Linked DNA regions of Homo sapiens: region 1 is linked to region 2. Evidence: chromatin contacts called from ENCODE Hi-C data. All regions are on one chromosome and are shown on one strand. Each heading gives the region's core, a stretch centred on a gene start or an enhancer-like site at or near the end of the contact. The rest is flanking DNA. Distances are from core to core; before and after follow the strand shown.

Region 1 (5,278 bases), core at 1,489-3,988, 5.6 Mb after region 2:
CTTGCTGATAGACTGGACAAGGACAGAAAGAGGAGTAAATTAAAGGATAAACCCCTGGTTATTGTACTCAGTTACTAAAACGGGGTTGCCATTTGCCTAGATATCAACAGGGGAGAGAAAATATTCGAGGACAGAAGAAAACTAAGAGTTCTGTTAGTACATTTAAATGTGAGGTATCTATTGAATATCCAAGTGGAGATGTCGAATAGGCACTTGTGTATGAGTATGGAGTGCAGAGTGAGGGCCTGGATGTTAAAAATTTGGAAGTCAAAGGTATATGGGTGATATTTAAAGCCACAGTCTTAGGATAATAGATGTGAGGACTGAGCTCTGGTATACTTGTATTTATAGAGGTTTGGGGAATGAGAGGAACATAGGAAACGAGCTTGAAGTGAGGTGGAAGGAGAAATAAGAGAGAGTGGTATCCCAAAGACAAAGTGAATATGGTTCAAAATAAAGGGAGTAATTGGTTTGTCAAATGTTGCTGTTAACTGGGAAAGGTGAGAAATAAGCCTTTGTTTTATCAGTCTATTGAGATTTTGGGGTTTGTTTCTGTAGCATATTAATGTATTAATCAATACTGTGTAATATACCTTCTTGATTTTCTTGGAATTTAGATTCTAAAAGTAAGCATTTAACATTAACTAATAAAGCTACTGAGAGTCCTATATGAGAAAATTTTGGGCATTTGGTCCATAATATGATCTTGTCAATTAGAACAGTTATTTTCTACTTGTCATTTGAATATTCATTTATGGGGTCTTACTCACTTTTTCTGGTAACATTTATAAAAATTATCTTAATAATTGTATTTCTGAGGATAATAATTTATCACTGAAATGTGCATTCACCTCCCTTTTGCAGCCCAGTGATGCAGAGGTTGATACACAGTTGATATTCAATAAATGGTAAATGTGCCCATCAAATATCTATTTTATTAATGTTATTTAACATGCTATTACCACAATGATTGCACCATTAAACTAGGTTGTCAAGGACCAATCTCAGACAGCACAATATATATGGAAGTTGATTTCCTTACTGAAGGGTCAGAAACCTAATTTAAAAACATGAAAGGGAAATGAAGTATGTTGACTCACGGCCATGAGGGCCACGGCAGAAGACTGTGTAGATGCCAAGGTCCTCGCTGAGGATGTCTGAAGTCTAGGCCAATCTCTAATCTCCAACCTACTCTGTGTTAGGAGGCTTTACAGGGTGGAAGGAACACTTTTATTAGTCCACCCAAAATAGGTAGGTACCTTTTGGTAATCAGGTCTTGAGGGGGTACACTTATTAGCACAAATCAGCATATCTGCATATAGAAGACCTTGCAATGGAGTGGTATCCGGAAAAAAATATCATTTTGGGTCTGACGGGTTCAGACAACACTTTTAAATGGGATCTCTCAAAGTGTGATGAGAACCAGAAAAAAATGGCTATTTCTAGTAGCTTCGGTACAATTGAGCAAGAAACACCAAAGGATGGTCTTTTCATAACTTTAAAGCAGTGTGGTTCTCAAGTAGGGGGTATATTTGCCCTCTGGGGAATATTTGGCAATGTCTGGAAACATTTTTGATTGCCATAACTAGAGGGAGGAGCGGTCACTAGGCATCTAGCGGGAGTAGAAGCCGGTGATGCTGCTAAATATCCTGCAAATGCACAAGATGCCCCATCCCCAAGAAAGAGAAATGTCCATTCCAGAAGTCAACAGTGTCAGTTGGGAAACCCTGCTTTAAAGGTTATTTTCTTAGAAGAGGACAGCTTTAATACCTAAAATCTAATTTTATGTTTAGGCCCATGCCTATCTTCGCAGGACTCAATTCCAAGGAAATTCTGTTCATAATGCATGCTTTCTAATTCCAGTTAATTATAGCGCCTTACAGTGTGCAGAAGGCAGAGGATTGTTTTATTTGAAAGTGATCCCTTTTACTTACTTAAAAACAGATATCCTTAGTTTCAATATAAAGTTCAGATTTTTGCTTTTAATAGTATTTATATTCCCAAATCCAAGTCCTCCCAGAAATAGGTTGAGATGAAGGGAGGCCAGATATCAAATCCATTCCTAGAGATATTGTGTTCTGTGGGACCGAAAAAAGACAAAACTTGAACCTTGACTGGCCCTCTAAGGATTAAATTCTGCTGCTCTTCTTAGGGTATCTATCGGACTGTCCCTTTGGTTGTAAGATACCACTGCCATCTCGAGGAGGACTGCATGCTTCTGCACAGAGCCAACAGGTAACTCGTCCTGGCGGCTCTGTGTACCCAACCACAACCCTAGACTGCCAAGAACACTGCTCATTCGAAGGCGAGCGAAGCCGCGAAGAGGGCCAGCGTTAGGGGAAGGGTGGTACAAACCCTTGTGTGAGCTGCAGCACCGGGGCAAGAACAACGGGCAGCCCAGGCGGGTCTTGGGTCTGCGAGACCACTAGGCGTTCTGCCGGCAGTCAGAACCGCGGCAGAAAGGGCGCGAGCGGGGAACTGCGGGAACGCAGCGGCCCGGGAAGCTGGAGGGGGCGGACCCGGCCGGCGAGCGCAGGCGCTCCCTGGCTCACGCGCGCACCCCGGCCCCACCACCCACCCTTACGCCGCGGCCCGCCCTCCGGGGCGGGTAAGAGAGCGCGCGAGCAGCGGTCGTCAGGACACGCCCCTTCGCCTCCGCGAGCTGGCGGGCGGGCTGGCATCGCCGGGAGGCGGGGCCGCGGCAGCCGGCTGGGTGCGACTGGGCGGCCTCGGAGCTCGCAGACGCTCGGGGGAACATGGCGGCTGCGGAGCCGGCGGTCCTTGCGCTCCCCAACAGCGGCGCCGGGGGCGCGGGGGCGCCGTCGGGCACAGTCCCGGTGCTCTTCTGTTTCTCAGTCTTCGCGCGACCCTCGTCGGTGCCACACGGGGCGGGCTACGAGCTGCTCATCCAGAAGTTCCTCAGCCTGTACGGCGACCAGATCGACATGCACCGCAAATTCGTGGTGCAGCTGTTCGCCGAGGAGTGGGGCCAGTACGTGGACTTGCCCAAGGGCTTCGCGGTGAGCGAGCGCTGCAAGGTGCGCCTCGTGCCGTTGCAGATCCAGGTGGGTCCTGCGGGAGGCCGCGCGCTTCCCTGTTCCCGAGTCGTCCCCGTCCCCGTCCCTGTCCCCGCCTTCGCCGCGCTCCTCAGGTGCCCCGAGCCGCCCGGGACCCGGGCCCTGCGCGAGTGGCTGAGTCCGAAGGGCTGCGCGTCTTTCGCAAGTTCCGGGGCCGGCTGGGGAATGCCCCTGTCCAAAGGTGATGGTCACCAGCTGTCCCCGGCGGGGGCGTGGGCCTCGTAGCTGGTTTCAGCGCCCGCGAACGCCCCCACGTGTGTGGTCCTCGGTCGCCCGCATCCGCTTTTTATGCCAGGATCAGGTCCCAGCCTCCTGCGTAACCAAAGGGCTGTGCTGTAGTAGCTGTTTTTATTTTGGGGTGATGGGTGATGCAGAATGGGGGGAAATGAGATTGTGGGGAGTATTGGTCTTAGGGTTTGTTCCTAGAGTTGTGTTAACCACTTGCGGAAACGCAAACTTTGGGAGTCAAACCCATTCCCCCCCGCCTTCCCAGGCTCTCAGGTCCTTGGGCTTAAGAGTTCCCTAACCTTAAGCAAATAACCATTTGCTTAGCCTCCTCTTAGTAAAGTGTCTACTGACTTGATTACGTTTTGTCGTCTGCATTGAAAAAGTCATTTGACTCCATGATTGTAATTCCTTCTTGAATACAAATACCCAACTTAAGCTAGACCTTGAGTTCCTGGGCCTGCTGGCTGGGAAAGTTGTTCTACCTGAGGACTACTTAACAGCATTTATTTTAAGCTGTGCTCTCATGCTAGGCGGGTTAATCTTCCGCCCTCTTTAGGATCAGATTGTTCACTGGCGAATTTATATTTTGGAAAGGAAAGAATATAAGGTATAATTTAGGTAGTACACTGTCGATATCATTTCTTTAGCTGAGAAACTGATAAGTCATTTTTTCAGAAGACCAAACTGAAATGTGGGATTCGGGGATAAAAGGTATTTTAATATTTAAGTGTCATTTTCTTTCTTTTTTGTTTTTAGTTTTTATGGGCACATAATAGTTGTACATATTTATAGGAGACGTGATATTTTGATTCAAGCATACAGTGTAGTGATCAAATCAGGGTAATTGGAATATCCATTACCTGAAACATTTATCATTTATTTCTTTGTTCCAAATTCATTTTTGTAGTTATTTTGAAATATACAATAAATTATTGTTAACTATAGTCACGCTATTGTGCTACTGAACACTAGAGCTTATTCCTATTATCTGTGTTTTTTGTACCCATTAACAGTGCCATTTTCTGAGGATTATTCCCTAGTTTTTTTCCGCTGTAGTTGGCAGCTGAATTGATGATGTTTCCTGTCACCCCAACACCTGTGCCAGAAGTGTCCAAAGCAGGTACTTTAGCTTCGATAAAGTTCCTGCATTCAGAGGACAAAGTCAGAGACTGCACTCTCTGCCAGTGGAGAACCTGGAACTGGATACAGTGATCTGATACCCCAGAATCTTACCTGCTGCTCAGATAGGGAATTGCAGTTCTTAGGTGCTTAAGACTCCTCATTTTTATGTCTTCAAGCGTTTTCGTGTCTGACACCTCTCTGCAGCCTTCCTTGTCAGTCCTTTTACGTTACTGCTGCCAGAATACTCAGATGTTGGATGCACCTTTGAGAAGTCCATTTATAAAGGCTAGAATCCAAATACTAACTGCGGAGGTCTGGGACTAAGGATGCAGACTTCTTTATGAAGCATTTCCTGTTACGGCTTGGAGGGAGGCTGGGCTCTTATCTAAGATAATGCTATTCTAAACTAGGCCCCAGCTCTGTAAGAGTCCCCGCCTTCCAAGATAGGATTTTTATATTTGAAAATTTCAGGGCCTTGGTCTGGCAACTCTTAAAAACATTCTAGAAATTAATGAAATGTATGTACCTGAAAACGCTTGTACATTCTCAAAAGGCGTTATATAATTCTGGTCACCTGTAGCTTTTGCAGTGTTTTGCTTGGTATAGGAGATTATGTATAGTTCACTTTTTTTTGGTGAGGTTTAAAATAACAATAGCATTACTCTACTCCCTCTTCAGAAGAAATTTTTCCGCCAACTAGTCTAATAATTCTTAAGCATTAGTTATATTTTTGCATTTATATAGCTTTATATTTTTAATTCTTTAAAAATATTTTCTCTTCTATATTATCTCATTTTAGTAGTTATACTTTGACTTCTTCAGCCTGATGCCTCTCCTAGCTTAGAGGTAGA
Region 2 (6,031 bases), core at 2,101-4,600:
TTTATTTTACCACCTACCAAATACTTCAAATCATCCTTCTAAGGATGGTATAAAACAGTGTCTTGACTTTTTCGAGCTGTACTCATGTAACAGTCTAAAATAAAGGTTGCTAAGCGATAGCTTCCCCAAAACCTGATCTAGCTGTTGTATGTGACTGGCTTTCTCCCACAATCCTTCTTGTCTCTCCCCTTGACTGTAGGCTTGACGGGGGGAAGAAATTATTTTCCTCTTCATCGTAGTAAAATATGTTGCTCTACTCCCAGCCCCTGGCTATTGTTACAGTTCTCCATTTTGCATCCTTCCCCGTTCTACTTCATTGTTTACTTCTTCCTAATTACATCTTTCTTCCAGGTACTTTTCCTTTAAAATAATGTTAAAAAATAAAGAATTAAGTATAATTTGGTGATGCCTCAGGCCTTATTCTGGCAACCAGTTAATCACCATGCCAGGTTTACCATTACAGTTAAACAAAATATTTGAAAGAAGGAAATGAATGTTTTATCTGTTTTTATTTTGAAAAGTCTTAGTAAATATCTTAGTCTCATAATTTCCTGCTTAAAACCATAATCAAACTGTTTCATTTCCATCTTTCTTCAACTTTAAGTTTTACTGCTTACAAAGGAGAAAAAATGGCCAGCTTTACATTCCACAAACTCTACATACCATTCTCTGTCTCACACAAAGCATCTGCAGGACATGTAGAGAAAGCTTTTGTGAAAAGAGAATTTGATAAATGCAAGTTTCCAATGTACTACAAAACTTGTGACAACAGTATCACATGAATTTATGCAATAATCATAATGAAAATATTAATAGAATATAAATACCTGAAGAGTGGCAATGCCAGGAAATGTGAGGTGACACAACAAATAAACTATTTGATTTGTAATATAGCAGATTGACAAGTATAATCTGGCTGCTTAGGTTGGAGCATCATGCTATAAGATAAAGAGTTTTGCTTGCAATGCCTGTGTATTGGCTTTTCCTTCATTAATATAAGCTGTTTTCACATTGCCAATTTTTCATATATATACATACTTTTTTTTTTTTTTTTTAGACTTAGTCTCACTCTGTCGCCCAGGCTAGAGTGGAGTGGCGCTATCTCCACTTACTGCAACCTCCGCCTCCCAGATTCAAGCGATTCTCCTGCCTCAGCCTCGAGAGTAGCTGGGATTACAGGTGCACACCACCACACCTGGCTAATTTTTGTATTTTTAGTAGAGATGCGGTTTTGCCACATTGGCCAGGCTGGTCTTGAACTCCTGACTTCAGGTGAACCACCTGCCTCGGCCTCCCAAACCAATTTTTCTTATAAGTTAATAGAATGACCTGAAAATTTAATTGCCTCCTACCTAGGTTACTTGCTTTTTTTTTTTTTTTTTTTGTTTTGAGAAAAGATCCTACTATGTGGCCCAGGCTAGCCTTAGACTACTGGGAGATCCTCCTGCCTCAAGCCTCCCAAGTTCCTGGGACTACAGGCATTCACCACTACACCAGGCTTTGCCAATTTTAATCTATAGGAGCTTATAGGCCAAATTTTAACCAAAAGTCTTCCCTGCAGTGTTAAAAATGTAAACATTTATTCCCATACGTTTCTAATATAATTTAATAAATACTAGTCAAGTGAAACAGTGGGAGTGGAGAAGGAACAAAGAAATCTGTAACTGGTTGTGAGCAATTCGTTGTAAGTACCACCGTACTTAGACCAGCCCATTTTTAATTTAAAAATGTGTTTTGATCATATATTTATACACTTGACTTTCTCAACCATTTATGAAAACTTAGAAGAGTGGGTGTTCTTTATCAAAACTGAGTTTTTTGAGGTAGAGAGAATAAAATGGTTTGTTGGGAGTTGAGGACAATATTTAGAGTTTCCTGTGTTGCAGACACTTCTCTTCTATTGAGTGAGATGTTGTTAACTTTGTTTCTTGTCTATTAGTGGGTCCTGGGAGAGATCAGAAATTCTGGGATATGTCATCTGCCCTAGGCAAGTCATTCACAATTCTGAGCATGCATACATCTTAGCTGCTTTTGAGTCTCCTACAGAATGATGGTGTGGTAAGCATGGAGCAAAGCTCTTATCACTACCCTTCTAAGGCTGGTGATGCTAGTCACTTCTTAACTTCCAGTTTGGGGAAGAAGTGAGAAGAGAGGTTTAAAAAAAAGGCACTGTTGTATTACAAACCAAAATCAAAAACAGATTTCTATACTAACTACCCTTCCAAAGGTAACACATTAGCTATACCGTTAATCTAGCAAAGCAGGGAGGAAAATGAAGGAGTGCATTTGTTTCATTAGTCTTTTCGTTTTGAGAGGTAGACAGGAGAGATAGAGATACACAAGACTCAAGTTTCTTGATACAGTAAGTATATTAAGAATATAAACGGGTTTGATAAAATGAACATTTAAAAAACATGGCACCAGGCTGATTCTTCTTCCTGCACACCTTAATGCCTAACTTTTGAAAGGACTTGAGACATAAGAATCACAATTTTAAAAAATTATAGTTTCCATGCCTTCATGGTGGATCAATTTCCATAGAAGTCTACCAAAATGACTTATCTCCATCCCAGGGAAGCAACTGCAAGAGGGAAAATGAAAGGAATGCAGTCTTTCTATGTAGGCAGAGTGGACTTAAGTGTGAGTCAGAAACACCGATTTCAGTTTGTGCGCTGCAACTTGATAACTTGGGTGATGTTTGGCTTCTCAGAACTTTGGGAGGTGAATTTGAAAAACAGGTAATGCCACACTATATAGTTCAGAGGATTACCTCAGCTTACAAACAGCAAATGAGACGCAAATGTGAGCCATAATTCACATTTCTAAGCAGTTGGAGCCCTGATATGGCACTGGGGTTACAAACAAGCGGGGAAAAATGTCAACCCAGTGATGTCATACTCCTAGGCCGGGCCCTAAGATTTTTTTGGAACCTGGCGGGCTGAGCACAACAGGGAAAGCCTCAGCACCCTGACTTGGCACAATGGTACCCTTAAGGCTCTTTGCTCACTCAGTTCTTAGTAGCTCTCCTAAAGCATGGTGGTGTTCTCTTCCAGTTCTCTGCGTAGACTTTGCTATGCTTCTCCGCCCACTGCTTCATCCAGAGAAACACTCGTATCCACAGCCTCTCCCCACTTTCCCTCACGCACGGCTCTAGAAAGACGGGGATAGGGCGCGGCTTAGGCTTTATACACCTTGCCAGCCAATGACCGCGCCGTCTCCTTTCCGGTCGGCGATCCGACCAATCCAAGAAGGTTGGTGCAATCTTCGGCTCTACTCGGCTGTTTTCGCTGATGCGGGCAGCTTGGGGGCCGCCGCCGCTAAACAGACGCTTTCCTTTTTAATTTTTTTTCCATGTGTTCACTTCCGGGTCCGGCGTCGATCCGGATGCCCGAGGCAGAAGGATGTTTGACCTCCGGATAAGCGAGGCGCTGCTGTGCATTCATTCCGGGCTGCATCGGTGGCGACAGCAGAGGCTCGGGCGGCGACTCTCCGGCCAGCGGCGGCGGTAGGAGGCACCAGCGGCAGTGCAGGGACCGAATCCGAGCAGCGCTGCGTTACCTCTCTCTCTCGCTCCTTCCCCCCTACCTCGCTCGCTCGCTCGCTCGCTCCCTGCGTGGCTCGCTTTCCTCCTCCGGCCGCCGGCGGGTGTGATGTGCCGCCGCCGCTGCCCCCGCCGGCGCTGACGGACTGGGGGCGCCGCCCGCGCCCGGGACCGACCCCTCTGCTCGCGGCCGCGCCTTTGAGGTAAAGCCCCCTGCGCGTAGGTGCTCCGCTGCCAGCCCCGGCCCGGCGGCTGCCTCGGCGCGGCCGCGGCGCCCTCCCTCCCGGGTGGGGCTGGGGTCCCGGGCGGGTGGGGTGGGGTGCGGCGGGGGCGGCGCCGCAGGCGCGGGTGTCGGGGGAGGGGTGGGCGAGGACCATGGCGGGTGGCCCGGAGGCGTGGGCAGGAGGGGGCCGCGGTCGGAGGCTGAGGGCGCGGAGGGCTAGGGGGCAGCGGGGGCCGCGGGTGGCGGGTCGGGCTGGGTGCAAAAGTTGCCGGAGTGGTGCGGCGCGACTGGGGCGGCGAGGGAGGTGGGCCAACTGGGCCGGCGGGGGCTTCCTTAGGAGAGATTGGGAGGTGGGGAGTGTCGCCCACGGTGCTCCTTGACTGTGTCCAGACAATTACCTTTGGAGTAGGGGCTTCAGGCAGGAAGGAGGCATGGATAGGCTGGGAGGAGGCGACGGGGGCCAGCGTTCAGCTCAGGGATAAACTTCCCGTTGGAGTGTTTAAGGGGTTGGGTGGGGGGACACAGGGATTTACCTGTTTCTTAGAGCTTTGACTCAGCTCAAAACTTAACCAAGACATTAGTCAAAGGTTAGCAAAATCACTCTGATGGTTACTCTCATGGTGCCGGTTTGTTTGTTTATCCCACATGCAGGGGAAGTGACACTGAGAAGCATCGGGTCTCTTGGTCCACAGCCTCCACATTTCTTTTCAGCAGGATGAGGAGGGAGATGTGTGTCTACTCGTGGGGTGGGGGTAGTGAGGCCTGTGTCATGGTCATTCCCCTTCTCCCACCTCATGTTTTAGGGAGGAAAAGTTCAGATGGGGGAGAGAGTGAGTGTGCCTGTGTGTGTGGGAGACAGCTACTGTTGATACACTGTGTGAATTACTTTCAACTCTTTTGTAGTAAGCACCCAGGCTGGTCAGTGGCTCCTTTTAAATCTTCTATTAAAATATTTACTTTAAATTAGAGAATTAAAAATGTACTTATTTTTAATGAATTAAGAAAATAAGTCATTATTTTACTTTTTGCAATTACTTAGTCCGATTCAAATGACATTTGGCCACAGATATGAGAGATGGCAAACTATATCTAAGATGGGATATAAAATGAAAAGTATATACTTTTTAAAGATGTTTCTTTTTAAAGATGTTTCTTTGAAGAATATTGGCTTTCCCGGTAAATTTAGAAGAAAAACATTACAGAAATTGTGAGAATAATGTGGAATTAGATGTGAAACTAGTTTAAGAAAATATTTTTCACCAAAAAAATCAGATCTGGTGTGTGACATTAATAGCTTTCTTTTTTTTTGAGCTGTACTTAGTGTATTTTGTAATTATTTACAAACTTTGCTCCAGTTGTATCTTAGGATAAATTGTCTTATTCTTTTGTATAGTTAACCTTTATAGTTGCACAAAAGATAAAAGATAAAAATTACCTTTATGGACATTGGAAGAAAGATGTTATCAAATACATTGTGTGGCTTTGACATACATTCTTAGCAGAATGTACAGACACTTCTGCTTTATGTGAACTGGCATTTCTGAATATGCATTAAATAGAAGTAATTATTGAAATGGGAGACAGAAAGGTTAATTTTAATGTTGTTATGAATGACATTTTTTTGGGGATCTTGAGAAACGATTGTCTTTACTGATGATTTATTATAGTCATCCACCCCCTTCTGCCATTCATCAGCTTAAACATTAGTGTGTTATGTAATTATTGACATTTTCATCATTAGATTTAGCAAGCATTTACAATATATTAACAAAATCTTCAGTACATGAAAGGCATTTATTACTTCCTTGAAAATAAAGGACTGGAATTAGTGGAATCAAGGAATAGTTTAATTCAACCAGGACCACCTTTACTCTGTGGCAAGGATGGAACAGTGGGTAGAATATGAAGATGAATGAGACTCAGTACTGCCTTCAAGGGAGAAGCAGACATACACAGAGGTAATTCACAGATTCCTGTGGGTTTTGTTGGAGGTGTATTGGAAGCATGGGGTGTGTGTGTGTGAGATACTAATTTTTGACTGGGAAATTTTGAATGGATGTAGAGCTGGTAACACTCCATCTGGGCCTTAACATAGTTTAATAGGCAAAATGGGGACTGAGGGGGTGATGGTGGGGGTAGTTTTCTCGGTGAAGGGAACAGCCTGAGGAAAGGCATGTGATTGTGTTATAGGGCTTGTTGAACTGGACATAAGGCTGTTTTGCCAGGAGGTCTTTGTGGGAGAAGCTATGAAAGTAGGTGGAGATCAG

Evidence for each region. Hi-C counts contacts between places; a loop is a spot of excess contacts on that map. Pooled maps may share reads with other maps.
Region 1: a loop to region 2 is called in a map of CD8-positive, alpha-beta T cell, with 22 times the contacts of the local background. The contact joins the promoter of ISOC1 here to the promoter of CSNK1G3 in region 2. A Hi-C loop is called at or near these places in 2 of 168 maps with a recorded cell type or tissue (CD4-positive, alpha-beta memory T cell and CD8-positive, alpha-beta T cell) and 7 of 50 pooled maps.

Annotation. Positions count from the first base shown.
Region 1 is chr5:129,092,011-129,097,288 of GRCh38, forward strand. It overlaps ISOC1 (isochorismatase domain containing 1), which reads left to right and starts at 2,739. Exons shown (of 5, transcript NM_016048.2): 1 at 2,739-3,065. The coding sequence starts at 2,757. It overlaps LOC124901060 (a long non-coding RNA gene), which reads right to left and starts at 4,769. Exons shown (of 2, transcript XR_007058926.1): 1 at 4,539-4,769; 2 at 916-3,389. RefSeq lists a silencer at 2,357-3,136.
Region 2 is chr5:123,508,827-123,514,857 of GRCh38, forward strand. It overlaps CSNK1G3 (casein kinase 1 gamma 3), which reads left to right and starts at 3,351. Exons shown (of 14, transcript NM_001364140.2): 1 at 3,351-3,744. RefSeq lists enhancers at 3,063-3,122, 3,283-3,492, 4,523-4,672 and silencers at 3,673-3,762, 3,933-4,002.